Linked DNA regions of Homo sapiens: region 2 is linked to region 1. Evidence: chromatin loops called from intact Hi-C (ENCODE). Cell type or tissue: dorsolateral prefrontal cortex. All regions are shown on one strand.

The links. A loop is a pair of places that touch in the nucleus more often than their neighbours do. Peaks named below come from ENCODE experiments on the same cell type or tissue, not always from the same donor. Only the 100,000 strongest peaks of a DNase experiment are listed, where the experiment ranks them.
Region 2: a loop joins it to region 1, with 2.1 times the contacts of the local background. A loop is called at or near these places in 32 of 110 quality-filtered maps.

Annotation. Positions count from the first base shown.
Region 1 is chr6:68,965,236-68,973,235 of GRCh38, forward strand. All of the region lies in intron 8 of ADGRB3 (adhesion G protein-coupled receptor B3), which reads left to right. Among named protein-coding and RNA genes, the nearest start is that of ADGRB3, 330 kb to the left of the region's middle. RefSeq lists an enhancer at 2,842-3,136. In dorsolateral prefrontal cortex, a CTCF peak has its summit at 3,018 (motif pointing left); DNase peaks (open chromatin) are centred at 2,716 and 3,036; H3K27ac peaks cover 2,640 bases.
Region 2 is chr6:68,880,433-68,888,432 of GRCh38, forward strand. The region is part of intron 3 of ADGRB3 (adhesion G protein-coupled receptor B3); the gene reads left to right. Among named protein-coding and RNA genes, the nearest start is that of ADGRB3, 250 kb to the left of the region's middle. In dorsolateral prefrontal cortex, no CTCF peak of the experiment used is centred here; no DNase peak of the experiment used is centred here.

The DNA of each region.
Region 1 (8,000 bases):
TCTTCTTTTTCCCACAGACCTTAGCAGCAGCATGAATTCTTCACATGAGTAGGTACCACCTTGGAAATTAGAGCTGTAAGTCATTGAGCACAGACACTGGATCCGTCTTATTTTCCTCTGCATCCTCCAGCACAGGGAATTCCCCAAACACAAGAATTCATGAATTGCCAACAAGCGAATTTTGAAATGTGGGTTCTTGAGTAGTACATGTTTTTTTTTTGTGTGTGTGTATATCAGCTCTATAGTTTAGAATCAATTTCTTTTTAATGCTGAAATTCTAGCATATGGGGTAAAAACTAATTTTCCACACAAAATTGATTTAAGCCCTGTATCATTTCTGCTCTTTTTAAGAGACAGAAAATCAGTTTGAATAGACAGATTAACAGCTAATCACTAGGTAATTGCTACCTTACTTTAAGGGGCATGCTAACTACATACTTGTGACTTCAAGTATAGTTGTATCTTACAAATGGATTTTTATATCTTTGCACTAGTAAGAGCAAACAGTGAGATCTTTGAGCTGATGAACAAAGTTACTATTCCTTTTAGCTAAGGCATACAAAGAGAGAATCCTTCCTATTGCTGCACAATCGTATGCTTTTATGTTCAGTCTAGAGAGCAGCCTCAGCTAGTTTATTTTCTAATTTACAAAACACACACAAGTGCCATTAAACAGAAAAAATAATTAAAACAAATCTCTATCTCTAGCTTGTTTTCTTCTGGAGCTTGGATTCCATCATATATATCAATTAACTTTTTTATAATACCTGTATGTGCCTAGATATGTCAAACTCAAAACTATTTTCGGCATCTCCTCTCCCAAGTCATCTCTTCCTCACATGTTGTAGTTCAGGGTCTCGCTAGCACATAAGATATCCTTCCTGGAAACCTGAGTTCTGTGTTTTATTTCTTTATCCTCCTCACCTCTTACATACAATCAGCCATAGTGCTGAGCCCATTCTACCTCCTAAATAAATTTTGAATTAATCTACATCCTATGATTCTTCATCCCTTCCCTAATTACATCATTTAGATTGTGGTAGGCCTCCCTGTCTTCAGCTCTCTTTCTTTCAACCCTTTCTCCAAACTGCAGGCATAGCAAGCATTTAAAACATTGTCATAAATTTCCCTTGCCCCTAATATAAAGTCAAGATCCTTGCTTACCTCATCATATATTACCCCTCCTCCTGCTGAATCACCCACCTCTACTTATCCCCAACTTTACACTTTACCCTTTCTGAAACGGTCACCTTCTTGGTTATTCCCAGTTCTCTTTGCTCCCTGGATTTTCCCACATGTGGTTCCCAGGACACACTCTCCCCTTCTTCATTGGTGGAAGTCCTGCTTCTCCTTTACACCTCAACCTGGACATCCCTCTGGAAATCTTCCACTGACACACTCTTCCCTAAGGTACTCCCAGAGCAGCCAGGGCTTCTCAGCTTAGAGTGGGCATCCTGTGTACTGTAATTCCTCAAATTATCATCTTTATGACCATTTTAGGAGTCAAGAGACATCGACTATTCTTACTTAGCCTTTTCTATGTGTAGTATTTAACAAGGTGACTGGGATATGCTGGGTGCCCAGTAAATATTTGTTGAATGAATGAATTCTATAAGTGGCACTGAGAAGTACCTAGAAAGATCCCACTACTGGGGAATTCATAAAGATGAGATGGCAGAAAATCAATTGTTATTTTAATGTCTAAAGCTATTTTGCTTTTGGTATAAGCATAAATCGACCTATTTTCTGAGATAGACTCTTCAAAGAATGCCAAGTCACCTTTGATAAAATAGTTAAAGCAGCTGTACCGTTTGACATTACTACTAAAAAGCTGAAAACCCTGGACCAGTTTGCACCTGTGAATCTATGATTTCCCCTGCCATCTTCCTTTTTAAAAATAATAATAATTTGTGTAGTGGATTTCTGTCTCCAAGAAGCACAATGAATCCAAGGCTTCATAAATTTACTGTGGAACAAAACAAAAAGTTGTTGACATCTCTAGGTTTAAAAAATTATTGACTTTTGCTTTTCATTTTGTTTGGCTGTTTGTAGGCAGACCAAACTGATAGTCATTAAGAAGATAAAATTCAGTAATAGAAAGATGTGGTTGGTCAAAGGAAAACAACTATTTAATCAGCTTCTTCCTGAACCAGAGTGAGGATGTGTGTAGGGCACATTGGGGGATTCTAAAAAATGGTCCTATAGGATCTTAGTAAGTCAGATATAGCCCTCCAAGGCCAAACTTAGTCATTACATGATACCCTGGAAACATCTTTTGACTAATTTTTAAGGTAACTGTAGTAGCTAACCTCCCTATCTTTCTGCTCCTAACTGGACACGGCTATCTACTGCTAGAGGATCCACCCCCCACCTCCACCCCCGCCCCACACACAACGTCTACAGTATTTTTGCAAAATCATCTTCATTCTCTGCGATCTTAAGAAATAGGGTAATTCAAAAACAGATCTAGCCAAAAGAGAAAAATAAATCAGCTAAAAACATGTATAGATGTTACAAGGTGACAGGAAAGTGCTTTGGAGAAAGATAAAGGAGAGGAAGGGGTGGGAGTGTTTGAGGGGCAGTCAGTGGGGTCTGAGAATGTGAGGTTTGAGAAAAGATTGAAGGCGGGAAAGACATGAGTCATGCAGACATGTTTGAGGGGGAGGAAGCGGGGGATAGTCAAAGCAGAAAGAACCTGCACACAAGCTCTGAGGTTGCAGTCGGCCTGTAGTACTGAAGAAGGGTGGAGAAGGCCTGTGCAGCTGGTGGGAAGCTGTGACAGTGGAGCAAGGAAGAGGAGAGGTAAGCTGTAACTGATGCTAGTTTAATCATTAAACATTGTACTTGCATGAAGAGAGGACGTTTTATTTTTCCCCAACTATTTGCCTTAAAAAAAAAATGAAGCATTGACTTATTTCACATATTTACTCTTACTCCCCACCTTGATTTTGAACCCATCAGATTCCGCAGCCGGCCCAGTAAACATTTCACCCTACTGGCTCACTAGTGCCATCTAGTGGCTAAGGTTTGCAATGACCACATTTTCTAACTACACATTTGACCGTGGGGGAGGGGCAGGGAGCAACGAAGTACCTTTTGCCAGAATAATACTAAGTGTGAAAAACTTTCTGATACCCCGACAGGGAAATGAAGAAGTTCATGATACAAATTGAATCTTCGTTTTCTTATGTCACGACTGAATCAGGAAATCTAGTATTCAACTATAGCAACAGGTTTTATTAAATGTGTTTCAAAGTTCACCAATGGAACTAAAGGAAATTTGAATTTCAAAGCATTGAAAACCAAAAAGATAGTACAAGTGAAGCAAAAGTGAAAGATTATAAATGAAGAGATAATGAGGGAGATAATAAACAGAAGTGGGATGTATGGATGGAGCAAAAAGAATAATCAAATATGACAGTCAGATTAGATTAACTATTGCCATGTCATTATTAAAAACGGACGAGTCGTTGTATCTAGAATTCAATTATGTAATAACCTATTCATGATGTATTTTTTGAACTTTAACATTTGTCCTAATTCTCCTTCTTTTAGTATTCTATAATAGTTTTTGGTTGGCATTTATAGAAACATGAATATCATTTATTACACTACTGTCCAACATAGTTGTTATTTCAATTTAAATGTACATTAACTAAAATCAAATAAAATCCAAAATTCACTTCTCAATTGCACTAGCCACATTTTCCTAGCACCTACCATACTGAACAGTGAAAATATAAAACATTTCTATCATTGAAAAAATTTTATTGGACAGTGCTGGTATGTTATTTCCCCAGTAAAAGTGATTTCTTTAATGAAAGTGTTTTGAACACATACTGTATACTAGATACCACTGTAGTTCATTACAACAGATTAAAAAGATAAAGTAAAACCTGGCTAGTCTAAAAAGCAACACTGGGGAATTGGGGAGGTTCACAGATATAACCAAGTATTTTCAATCTGTTGTGAGAAGGGCTATAATATTCATATATTCAATAACTGAGATATTAGGAAAGAGTTATTGGAGAATACATCATTTAAGCAGCATTTTAAGGATAAATAGGAATTTTACCCCTCAAAATAAGAATATCCATGGGTTTCACATCTGTGGATTGAACCAACCACAGATCAAAAATATTCAGGAAAATTAACTGTGTGGCTGCTGCATAGGAGAGTAAATATGAGCCGTGATGGGAATGGTAGGCTACAGCCCTTATGAGCAGGGCCTTTGGATCACACTAAGCACAGCTATCTTAGTTCTTTCTGTGTTATCCTGTCAGTACTGGAGAAGCATGGGAGGGTTTTAAGCAGAAAATTGTGGGATTAAACTTTATCTTAGAGATTACTCTTTTGATGTGGCATGAAAATTGGATTAAGGGGGCAGATGGAGGAGAACAGTACCACTTACTACCCAGCTCCTCAACTCAGAAAGCAAGCATCATCCTTGACCCCTTTGTCTTCCTAAATTCTCACATAGTTTTGTCTACCTCTTCAATTTACCTTGTATCCACCAATTTTTCTCATCTTTAGTCTAATCATCCTACCTAAAGCCATCAATGTTTCAGGGTTGAAGCACTGCACTGGTCTCCTCCACGGCATTGGCCATCTATTCTACCCACAGAAGGCAAACTATCTTAAAATTTAAAATTGAATCATTTCACTTTTTTAGAACCCTTCAATGGCTGCCCATGTGGCCCTATAGGCTCTAATCATGGCCTCTCTCACCAGACCATTACTCTATACTTGGTCTTACTCTTCTCCTTCCAGCCCTGCTGAACTCGATGCCCCAAGCTCTTCCTTGCTTCAAGGCCTTTGCACAAATTGTTTCCTCTGCCTGGAGCATTTATTGTACCGCACACTGCCAGTTTTAATTATATGTCACTTTCTCCAGGAAGCCTTCCTTGATTCTTCAGTTTTTAGGTTAAAATAGCACCCTGTACTTACTATTTGAAGTGCTCATCATAATTGTACTCAAGTAATTTTTTGTTTCACCTTGCCTCCTCCCTTTGACTAAAAGAATGTCTAGGCAGACTACTTTTCTTTTCTTCTTTCTTTTTTTTTTTTTAAATGGAATCTTGATCTGTCACCCAGGCTGGAGTGCAGTGACACGATCTTGGCTCACTGCAAACCCTGCCTCCCGGGTTCAAGCAATTCTTCTGCTTCAGCACCTGTAGCTGGGATCTTCCTCCTTCTGCTTCAGCACCTGTAGCAGGGACTACAGGTGCACGCCACCACACCCAGCTAATTGTTGTATTTTTAGTAGAGATGGGGTTTCATCAGGCTGGTCTTGAACTCCTGACCTCATGATCTGCCCGCCTTGGCCTCCCAAAGTGCTGGGATTACAGGCATGAGCCACTGTGCCTGTCCCAGACTGCATTTCTTATGCACCATTGGTTCTTCTAAAGCAGGGCCTAGCACCATGTTACATTAACAGGGCCTAGCTCTAGCACATATTAGGTAAAAATGTAGCCTAGCACATGTTAGTGCTAGCACAGGTCCTAGGACACAGGCCCAACACATGTGAGGTAAGTGCATGAAATAACCAATGAGGTTGTTCCCCTAATTTAACCAGGACAGAATGAATGCCTGGGTGAGTGGTGGAGGTAAAATCATGGAAGGTTAAGAGTAAGATAAGGATGACTAGAAGATGGATCCAATGGTTTTAGTTACGGGAACAAGATTGTAGTACCATTAGCAGAGTTAGGAATTTCAAGGAGAGGAAACAAGCAGCATTGTGGAGAATAATACTGGGAATTGAAGTGTGAGCAGCTTCACCTGAGATTTCTTTGGAATAGCCAAGTAAAAAATGCCACTCAGAAACTGGCTACGCCAGCCTAAACCCAAGAAAGATACCTGAACCAAAGAAACACATATAGTTGGCCGTCAGTATTCATGGGTTTCATCTCTGTGGATTGAACCAACCACAAATCAAATATTCAGAAAAAAATGACGTCTGTATTGAACATGTACAAAGTTTTTTCTAGTCATTATTTCCTAAACAATACAGTATAGCAACTATTTATATAGCATTTACATTGAGTTAAATATTATAAATAGTATATAGATGATGTCTTATGGTACAGTCATACCTTGGTTCCAGGACCCTGTGTCTACTAAAATCCTGTCTACTCAATGCCTGCAGACCACCCTGCAGAATCTGTGTGTTGGAAAAGTCTGCCCTTCTTAGATGCAGGTCTCACATCTTGCCAATATCGTATTTTCAATAAGTGTTTAGTTGAAAAAAATCCACATATAAGTGGACCCATGCAGCTCAAACCTGTGTTGTTCAAGGATTAACTGTGTACAGGAGGAAGAGCGTAGGTTTCAAATACTATACCATTTTATATCAGGGAGTTGAGCATCAGTGAATTTTGGTATCTGCAGGAGATCCTGGTACAAATCCCCCATAGATGACAGGGATGACTGTATGTGTTCCTAATACATAGTGGAAGTAGAAGGCATGTGTCCAGGCATGACTGCCATATAACAAGCGAAGTGTGGGATCAGAAACCAACTGATTACATACTTATTGAGGCTCCAACATTTACTAACTTTTCTTCTTTTCCACCGCTTCCCCTTCATTGGCATTAATCTGGGCACCACGAGTTTCATAGCAGTACCTTCCCTCACCACTGTCTGGTCTCTGGGCTTTGCCTTTTCTTCCTGACGCTGCTGCTGCTCTCCCTAGGAGACACTTCCAAGGACCTCTGTGGCCCGCTGGTGGGAGGCAGGATGGGGCAGCAGGGCCAGGAGCATGTGCTCTCCAAAGGGTGGGGCACAGATGCAACAGGCAGTGAAGTAGCTCTGGCTTACTAACCTTTGGGACCAGTGTGGGAATGTGTGGTTATTGGTGCTTCACTACTGGTGGCTGCTGTATCTCTTAGTTTATTTTCCTGTTGTTTCTATTCCCAAGATATTGAAGGAGTTAGCCCTACCTAGTGGCTGCCCCTACCCTCACTTGAGTTGTAGATTTTTTTGTGATTAGTTTTATTTTATTATTTTATATTTTTGATTTATGATAGGTCCTCTCCTACTCATCACCACCATTCCCAAGCCAAACTGTGACAAATCCAGTTCTTGTGTCCTGGGAAAGGGCCTTGCCAACCTCAGCACAGCTCTCCTGCCCCATTTAACAGCCCAGGTGCTTTGATGGAGCCAGGAGGGCATGGCCAGGCTCCCGAATGGGGAGGGTTTGGAGCACCTGGCAAAATGACTCCTCCCCATCCAACCTCCCCCTCCTGCACTCAGTTTCTCCTCTGGATTCAATATGTAATAAAGTTTGGAATTTGAAGAAGAAAAGTAGTTCATTTGCTTCTCTGTGCTTCTGTTTTCCCATGTGATAAATAAGGATCATAGTCACCTCTAACTCATAGGTGCTAACTCGTAGGTGGTTGGGAGAGAGCAAATGTGTCCATGCATGTAAAACTCTCCAAAAGGGCTTAATAAATACTAATATGATTATATTACTATTATTAATATGCTTGAAATTATCCAAGAAAAACACCTAACGTAAGGAAGAAGTAAGGTATGAATGATTCTGAGAAGGACACAAAGAATGAGACAAAGAAAGAATGCTCTGAGGGGTTGGTGGAGGAGTGTTGGAGAATGGCTTAAGATGCTGAAGAAAGTATTTCCAAGAAGGTGAGAAAAGTCAAAATATAGTGGTACAGACAAGGCCCAGACTGTGTGAGACTAAGATGAGGTTTGTTGGTAGATCATTGGTAAGGTTAGGAGGAGACAGCTTATGAAAGTGGGGCTGGTGAAGGTTGAATTAACTGCTAAACCCTCCACCAAGCAAAGAGGACACAAATTGAAAACATTGCCTATGTGTTTTAATGGGAACATGGAATAAATAAATGAATATATATTTACATATACTCAGAGGGAGAGGACTATCTTAAACAATTCAAGGTCATGAAGAGTATATGTGGGAAAAGAAAAGGAAGATGACTGAGGAGTGTGGATTCTAGGATCCAGTCCTGCTGACACCTCCACCA
Region 2 (8,000 bases), 85 kb before region 1:
GACTGACAAAACTTCTTTTGCAATAAGTTTAAAAAATTACCTTTTTTGCCATCCCACCCTCCAAAACATCCCTCTCCATTCCATCTAGCAACACTCCTATTCAAGCTTGCTGGATGTGCTGTGAATCCTGAGGGACTCCTGAAGCTAATTCATACTACAGCGTAAATAACTTCTGGGTCAATGCTCCCCAAGGGGTTTGTACTTTATAAGGAAGTCATTTATGGAAGGTGCCAGAGGGAACTTTGCAATTGAACTTTGCAATTCAAATGAAAGGTGGGGCTTTTTTCCACAGAGCATCTCCAGGAAAAAAGCCAACAGAGCTATTGTCCCCCAAAACAAATTAATATATATAGTTCATTCACAAATTCATTCTACAAATATTGGCTGCCTATCATATTCTAGTCATTGTTGATGTTTTTCTTTTTCTCATATAAATGTATTTCTTACTTTAAAAAAGAGGCCAAGGAATATAAAGGAATATAAAGCTAATAAAAAATTCAGCCCTATTTGTATAAATTTTACAAGTCATTAAAAAGTCGGTGAGAAAAATTTTATTTTTTATGTTTTTTTAAGTGGTCATTTGTTGGTTGGAAACTATGATTAGAAACAGTTTTCCCTCTTTGCCAGGTAAGTACTATGCTCTAGGAGGGCTAATAGGATGGTTATATTGCCTAGTGAAGAGATCTGGGGCAAGCAGCTTAACCCAGGTATACCCCCAGGTTTTAAACTACCATTCCTTATAAAGTTTTTTTTTTTCAAATAAATACTATACATTGGATATTTTACATATTTAGCATCAAATCCACAGTTATGTGACTGATAAAATACAAATCTTGCCTCCTTCTCATATTTTCCGTGTGTTGCAGAGTGATCTCTCTCAAATGCCAACCTATTTATTAAGTCTTGTATCTGATTTTCCACCTTCAATATATGCCTTTTTTCCACATTTAGTACAATGCTGGCATGTAGTAGATGCCCAGTTTGTAGATATTGAGTAGCTGAACTATATTCAATTCAGTATATATTCCCTGAATATACATTGGCATGCAAGGCAGTGTACTCACGAGTACACGGATGACTAAGACACATTCTTTCTCTTCTTGTAGTTTTGCATTTAGTAAGTGTGGATATTTGGGGATAAGTCATGACAAAAATCCTAATAAAAGCCAACCATTCAAGCCAAAGAGAGTCAGTCGGGAACAAGTGGCTATGGGAATTTAGTCTCTGACACCAGAAATCATAGCCTCTCAGAAATTACAGTTCACTGTGGAACACTTTAGTGTTTTGGAAGGTAGCTCTGTCTTTCAATGGCTAGCTTTTAATCAGCTTTTTGAAATAAATGAATAAAACACCCTTTGTTTCATTTATGTGTGTGCTTCAGTTTAAAGTAGTAAAAACAATGATCATATTCATCTGTTCCATACAAGAGTCGACAAAATATTGGATACATATTTAAGTATTACCATAATTATAGTTTTTATTTCATTAGGCAACTTACATCGAGATTTTTATGTACACAGGTCTGTGACTATAATAATCCATTCCTAATTGCTTATGTGGAATCTATGAATCCTTCCTTGTACAGTATTTTGTTCTCCTAGGTGTTGATAAACTAGAGCCGTTAGCAAGCTTTTATGTTCTCTTAAAGGTTATTTGACTTTGATTTAGAAATGTTACATTCCCATTCATTTCATGAATATTCTCTAATGCTTTTTCTAAACCTGGGACATAATATGGATCTTACTTCTACAGAAAATTATGGAGATTATCAGTAATTGCTCTATTACAACCACAAGGAAAAATATATTTAGATTGTAGAGTCCCAAGGTATTTCAAAAACATACTTTGAAGTAGTGACTCAATATTGGTAATGTATGTAGTTTGCATACAAATAATAAGTATTATACTTTCATGTATAACATTTAAACCACAGGATACTGAAGTTCTCATTTCCTGTTGGGAATTTTCCATGTGAATATAGGACTGTTCCTCTATCTGAAGAGCTAGAGATTTCCCTTTTATCATATTGAGCATACAATGAAATGATCATGTTTTGATTTTTTTAATTATCATCTCAAAGGTTTTAAAAGAATTATATGCTTCCTTTACATTGCATTATCTGATTCTATCCAGTGATAATGTCCTATATAGTTATCTCTCTAAATTGAAGGTGACTGAATGGGATGATTTTCTTTTTTGTAGTGGCTCCTAGACTCCTCCCTTAAGTCCTGGCATGCAAGTCCTCAATCATAACTGATACCAATTATTTCAGGGTATTCTCTGTGGCAGTACAGATTTCCTCCTCTTCCCTACTTTTATTATAAACAGTTTATACAACACCTAAAAAGCCCTTCTGAAATAATGTGATATGAAAGAGTCCCTTAATGGTTATTTCCCTGGAAGACCAACTAGGTAAGCACATAGTCCCATTTACTACCACTTCTATTACTAGTTTTTTTTTTGTTTTGTTTTGTTTTTTGAGACAGAGTCTTGGTCTGTCGCCCAGGCTGGAGTGCAGTGGTGCGATCTCTGCTTACTGCAAGCTCTGCTTCCTGGGTTCACGCCATTCTCCTGCCTCAGCCTCCGGAGTAGCTGGGACTACAGGTGCCCGCCACAATTACCAGCTAATTTTTTTGTATTTTTAGTAGAGACAGGGTTTCACTGTGTTAGCCAGGATGGTCTAGCTAAAGGATTGTAAATACACCAATCAGCACCCTGTCTATCTCAAGGTTTGTAAAGGCACCAATCAGTGCTCTGTGTCTAATCTGGTGAGGACTTGGAGAACTTTTGTCTAGCTAGAGGATTGTAAATGCACCAATTAGCACCCTGTCAAAACGGACCAATCAGCGCTCTGTAAAATGGACCAATCAGCTCTCTGTAAAATGGACCAACCAGCTCTCTGTAAAATGGGCCAATCAGCAGGATGTGGGTGGGGTCAGATAAGGGAATAAAAGCAGGCTGCAGCACCAGCTGCGGCAATCAGGTTGCGTCTCCTTCCACGTTGTAGGAGCTTTGTTTATTTGCTCTTTGCAATAAATCTTGTTGCTTCTCGCTCATTGGGTCTGTACTGCCTTTATGAGCTGTAACACTCACCACAAAGGTCTGCAGCTTCACTCTTGAGGTCAGCGAGACCACGAACTCACTGGGAGGAGTGAACAACTCTGGACTGGAGGAATGAACAACTCCAGAGGCACTGCCTTAAAAGCTGTAACACTCACCGCAAAGGTCTGCACCTTCACTCCTGAAGCCAGCGAGACCACGAACCCACCAGAAGGAAGAAACTCTGAACATGTTTGAACATGAGAAGGAACAAACGCCGGACACGTCACCTTTATAGAACTGTAACACTCACCGCCAGGGTCTGCGGCTTCATTCTTGAAGTCGGTGAGACAAAGAACCCACCAATTCTGGACACAGAAATACTGAGGCAAGATAGTTACAACTATATGTATCTCATCAATTTAATTAAAATTGGAATTAATAAGGCTTGAACTTAATAATTTAAGGGTACTTCCAAGGTTGCTGTCCTGTCAATGGATATTTGTTTGATGGTGTGAACAAGAAAGCAGAATTAAAAGATATTTTAAAAAATGATTTGACTAGAATTCAGAGTGCTTTGTTTGGCACTAAATGTGACACCTGAGCTCCTTCTCTCTCTTGCGAATGAGATCATGGCTTTGGTTTCCATGATTTCCAAGGTTCATTTATTTTTTAAATCGACTTACTTTTAGATTCAATATAGGCTTTAACATATACTCTTTCACTTCCTTAGTAGGTACTTTATGAGCACTTCGTTCATGTAAGGCACAGTGCCAGGCACGGGGATGTGTCAGGAGAGTGAAGAGCTCCTTTGCTCATGGGCTCAGGGTTTGGGGGAGACAAACATTACATAATTACACAAATAAATAGAAACTGTGATAAGCGCTGCAAAGACATCATGGAGGGTGTCAGGAGATAAAATAATAGATTGACCTAAATTGGATTGAGAGTGAGAACATGTCTCTCAGAGAGTAAGAGCTTTAGGCTGAAACCCGGGGAGTGAGAAAAAATTAGTTGAAAAATAAAGCATAAGTTAGTATTTCAGGCAGAGGAAAAAGTTAACAGAAAACCCCTGAGACATGAAATCACCCAGAGTTTAGGACATGGTCTGAGATGAGGTTGGAGACAGTGGGCAGAAACTACATCATGGGAAGCCTGAGGTCAGAGTAGGGGCTTTTATCCTAGATACAACGAAAATCTGGCAGTGAAAGAGATAGAGAAAAACAGGTAGGTGTGGGGAGGAGTTGTGCGCAATACACAAAACATAAGATGCTGAATGGGTGAGAGGTTTGGCTTTCTTCATTTTTGTGTTTTGTAAAAATTTGGCCTTTTTGGAAAGGTCAGATTCTTGGGAGATAATTTCAGACAACAGTACATGTGGAATTTGAGCATCTTGAAAATGTTTTTTAAAAGGCTTCCTATACCTCCTAGAAGTACTCATACATCAATTTGAAGATCACTGATATAAAACCCAGTACCTAATCTTAGGAAGTTGGTAATATAGGTAGAGAGATAAGTCACAAGCATATGAAAAGTTAATCATAAAATATTTAAATAACAGTTCAATACAATAATAAACTATAATAAGCAAAGTGTATGAAATTGCCATGTTTAATTGCTTAATTAATTGTGCAGAAAATGATTGGTCAGAGGTCCCCAGTGGTCAGGGCATTTTTTGGGGATCTTATAAAACTGGGAGAATTTGAATGGTCTGAAGGAAGGATTTGTGATATTTCAAGACTAACAGTAATATTTATTGAGGGAGAAAATTGAAAGATGTTTTTGAGTGCCTACAATTTGGTGAAATGATTAGAAGATAGTTTGATTACAAAGAGTATGGAATGCGACCTTCTCCAGGTTAATTTTTTTAATTAAAAATTTTAAATAATATTAATTGAACATATTATGTATTTATGGGGTACAATGTGATGTTTTAACATATGTTTACATTTGTGGAATGATTAAGTCAAACTAATTGACGAAAATCTATCACCACACATACTTGTTTCTTTGTGGTGAAAACATTTAAAATCCTTTTAGTAGTTTTGAAATAGACAGTATATATTTATCACATGCTCAGTAAAATGGCGAGGCACAGAAGGACAAATGCTGCATGATCTCACTTGTATGTAGATTCTTAAAGTGTTGAACTCATGGAAGTAGAGTACAATGGTGGCTACCAGAAGCCAGGAGTAGGGGATTGGATACAGAAAGGGGAGATATTGATCAAAGATACAAAATTTCAGTTAGCCTTCAGAAATTGTACTACACTTTGTGGGTCCTGGGTATCCACTGTAGACTTTGGAGTAGGGAAATACTAGGATAAAATTGACATGTTAAACGTATCCAGGGAAAACCTGACAAAGGGATTTGAAAGAGGAAATGGTCAAATTTAGAGGCTTAGAGTCAAAATCCTAGACTAAGGCAATAAATAGCTTATGTAATGGATATGAAAATGGAAAGAAGGAAGGAATATTTTTGAAACGTCCAGTGAAAATAAAACAACACAAAACAAAAAGACAAGATTGGGTAATTATTTGGATATAGACCCTCAAGGAAAAGTGAAGAGTCCTAGAAAACAATTTTGTGCCCTATAAACGTTAGGAATGGTTTTTGTGATTATTTAATCAATTTGCTTGTTACAGTAATAGTAGTGTTAGCAGTGGAAATCTCAGAACCAGGAGCTGAAAGTACCTGTATCTCCACTGTTGTCAAATTCTGGTATTTAGACTTGCTTGTACTTGCAAGCTGGTGTTTACCTTGCTGGACATTATTTAGTCACTCTCATTAACCAATATTTTACCTAAAGTACAGTACTCATTACCAAACCTAAAGTATAGTACTCATTACTTAGTGACCAAACTTCTTTAATGTAATTCTTCATATGTCTCTCTTCTAACAGGAGCAACTTGGGCAATAATGACCCCCATTAATGCTGTAACTTTTCTCTATCCAGAAAGTAAAAGTAGAAAATTAGCAGAAATATGGACTGTCTCACATATACTTCTTCTTTTTATTCACTAACAGCTTTCCAATATCATAGATACACCTAAGCACAGTTCATTCCCAAACAATGAAGTATAATACATAACCTCCAACCAGAATATTGTCTTGTTTACTTTTTAGGCAATGTTTCAAAGTGCTGTTTAAATACATATTTTAGCAAAATGAACCCAGATTCAGAAAACTAAAGAGCAAAAATAATTAGATTAAGAAATCATCCTTAACTGTAACATTCAAATAGAACCATTGTTCATGTTTTACCACATATCCTCTCAGCTTATTTTCTCTGTGTATACATAAAATATCACTTTTGTTATGGAAATGAGATTTTATGTCTAAAAATATAATCGCTTTATATGTACTGTTCTGTGACCTGCTTTTTCAATTCATTATTTCTGTGAATGTCTCCTGAATTAATAATTGTAGAATAACATCATCCCTATAACTTCAATGAAAGTTCTAGTAACCTTCTGGTTTTGTAAGTCTGGGTGGTTTGCAATATTTTATATTATAAATACAATTATCTAATAATATTTGCATACTCACCTAAAAAGATATAGGAATATTTTATAACTCTGTTGTAAATATATATATATACACACACACACACACATACATATATGTGGGTATTAACGCAATTCTTTATCACCTTAGAGTAAGTTTCTAAAAGCGATATTGTTAGTTCAAAGTTGTGCAGCTTTAAGATTTAAAAATATTTTCAAATTGCCTTATATAGTTCCATTTTTTCTCCCCCCAACAGGATATGTAAACACCCATCCCCTCACTCTTTCAACAATAGAAAAAATGGGCTTAACCATTGATACGTATCCTTGCAGTCTATTAGCTAGTACATGATATCTTTTGAGTTTTGGCTTGCATTTGAGGGGGAATTACTTGTAGGTAAACATTATTTTATGTGTATTGGTTTTTTATGTTTTTACTTTTTGAACTGCCTGTTCACATTCTTGGCACATTTTCCACCAGAGAGGTCAAACTAATTTCTTAAGTACTATTTTCCGGTTAGCAGACAACATAACGAGTTTCAACAGCTTATTAAAATAGTGGAGTTTCTTACATCTGCTATTATAATGGAAAAAAATTTCTGTGCCATGATAAAAAATCAAGATGCTAAATATCTAGTGTTGTCTAACTTTAATATTTCCAATTTGACTTAACTCTTTGTTTAATATCTGTTTTACTTAAAATGAGTGATAACATTTATCAACATTGTCTTATGTAATTTATTTTTTTATGAGGATTATATTTTTAAAAACACCTAAAATATATTAAAGGGAAGTGTATACAACAAAATATTTCTTGTGAAAGCCAAAAGTTAAGTGGCTGCCCTATATTGCCACTAAAGGTGAACCTTATTTTCAACTGTATCAGATATGTGGCACAATGTGGAAAATTTCCAAGTTCGTTATGAACAATCATAAAACCCAAAATCCCCACTCACACACTTGATGGCTGACAAGAGCTGAGTTTTCACCCTTCTCATATTGGTGCTCCTTTCCAAGTATTGTGCTTTCTGCCAAAGTAATGCTTTTTCATTTTAGTACAAAATCTTAGTTACTTAAAGAGTATAAAAACCTATTCCTCTCATAGCTAGAGGCTTATGTGAAAAGTAAAGGATGAGGGACAATTTGAGATTGACAATGGGAGATCAGATTGCAGTGGAGCTCATGGAACAATCAAGTTAGAGTCCTCAAGAGAGGGTAGGAAGAAAATGTTTATGCACAGCACTGATAATCACCATTCCCAAATGTCTACAGAAGATCCATGACAACAGTGACTTATTAATGCAGTTCAATAAATGTTTTCTTATATTTATAATAAGAGATACGGTAATAGCATTAAATAATTTGTTTCGTAATGGACGGTTGAATTCATTCTTGTATTTTTCCCATATAATTGTGGAAGAGAGAGAAATCACAAGTGTCTGTGCATTTGATCAT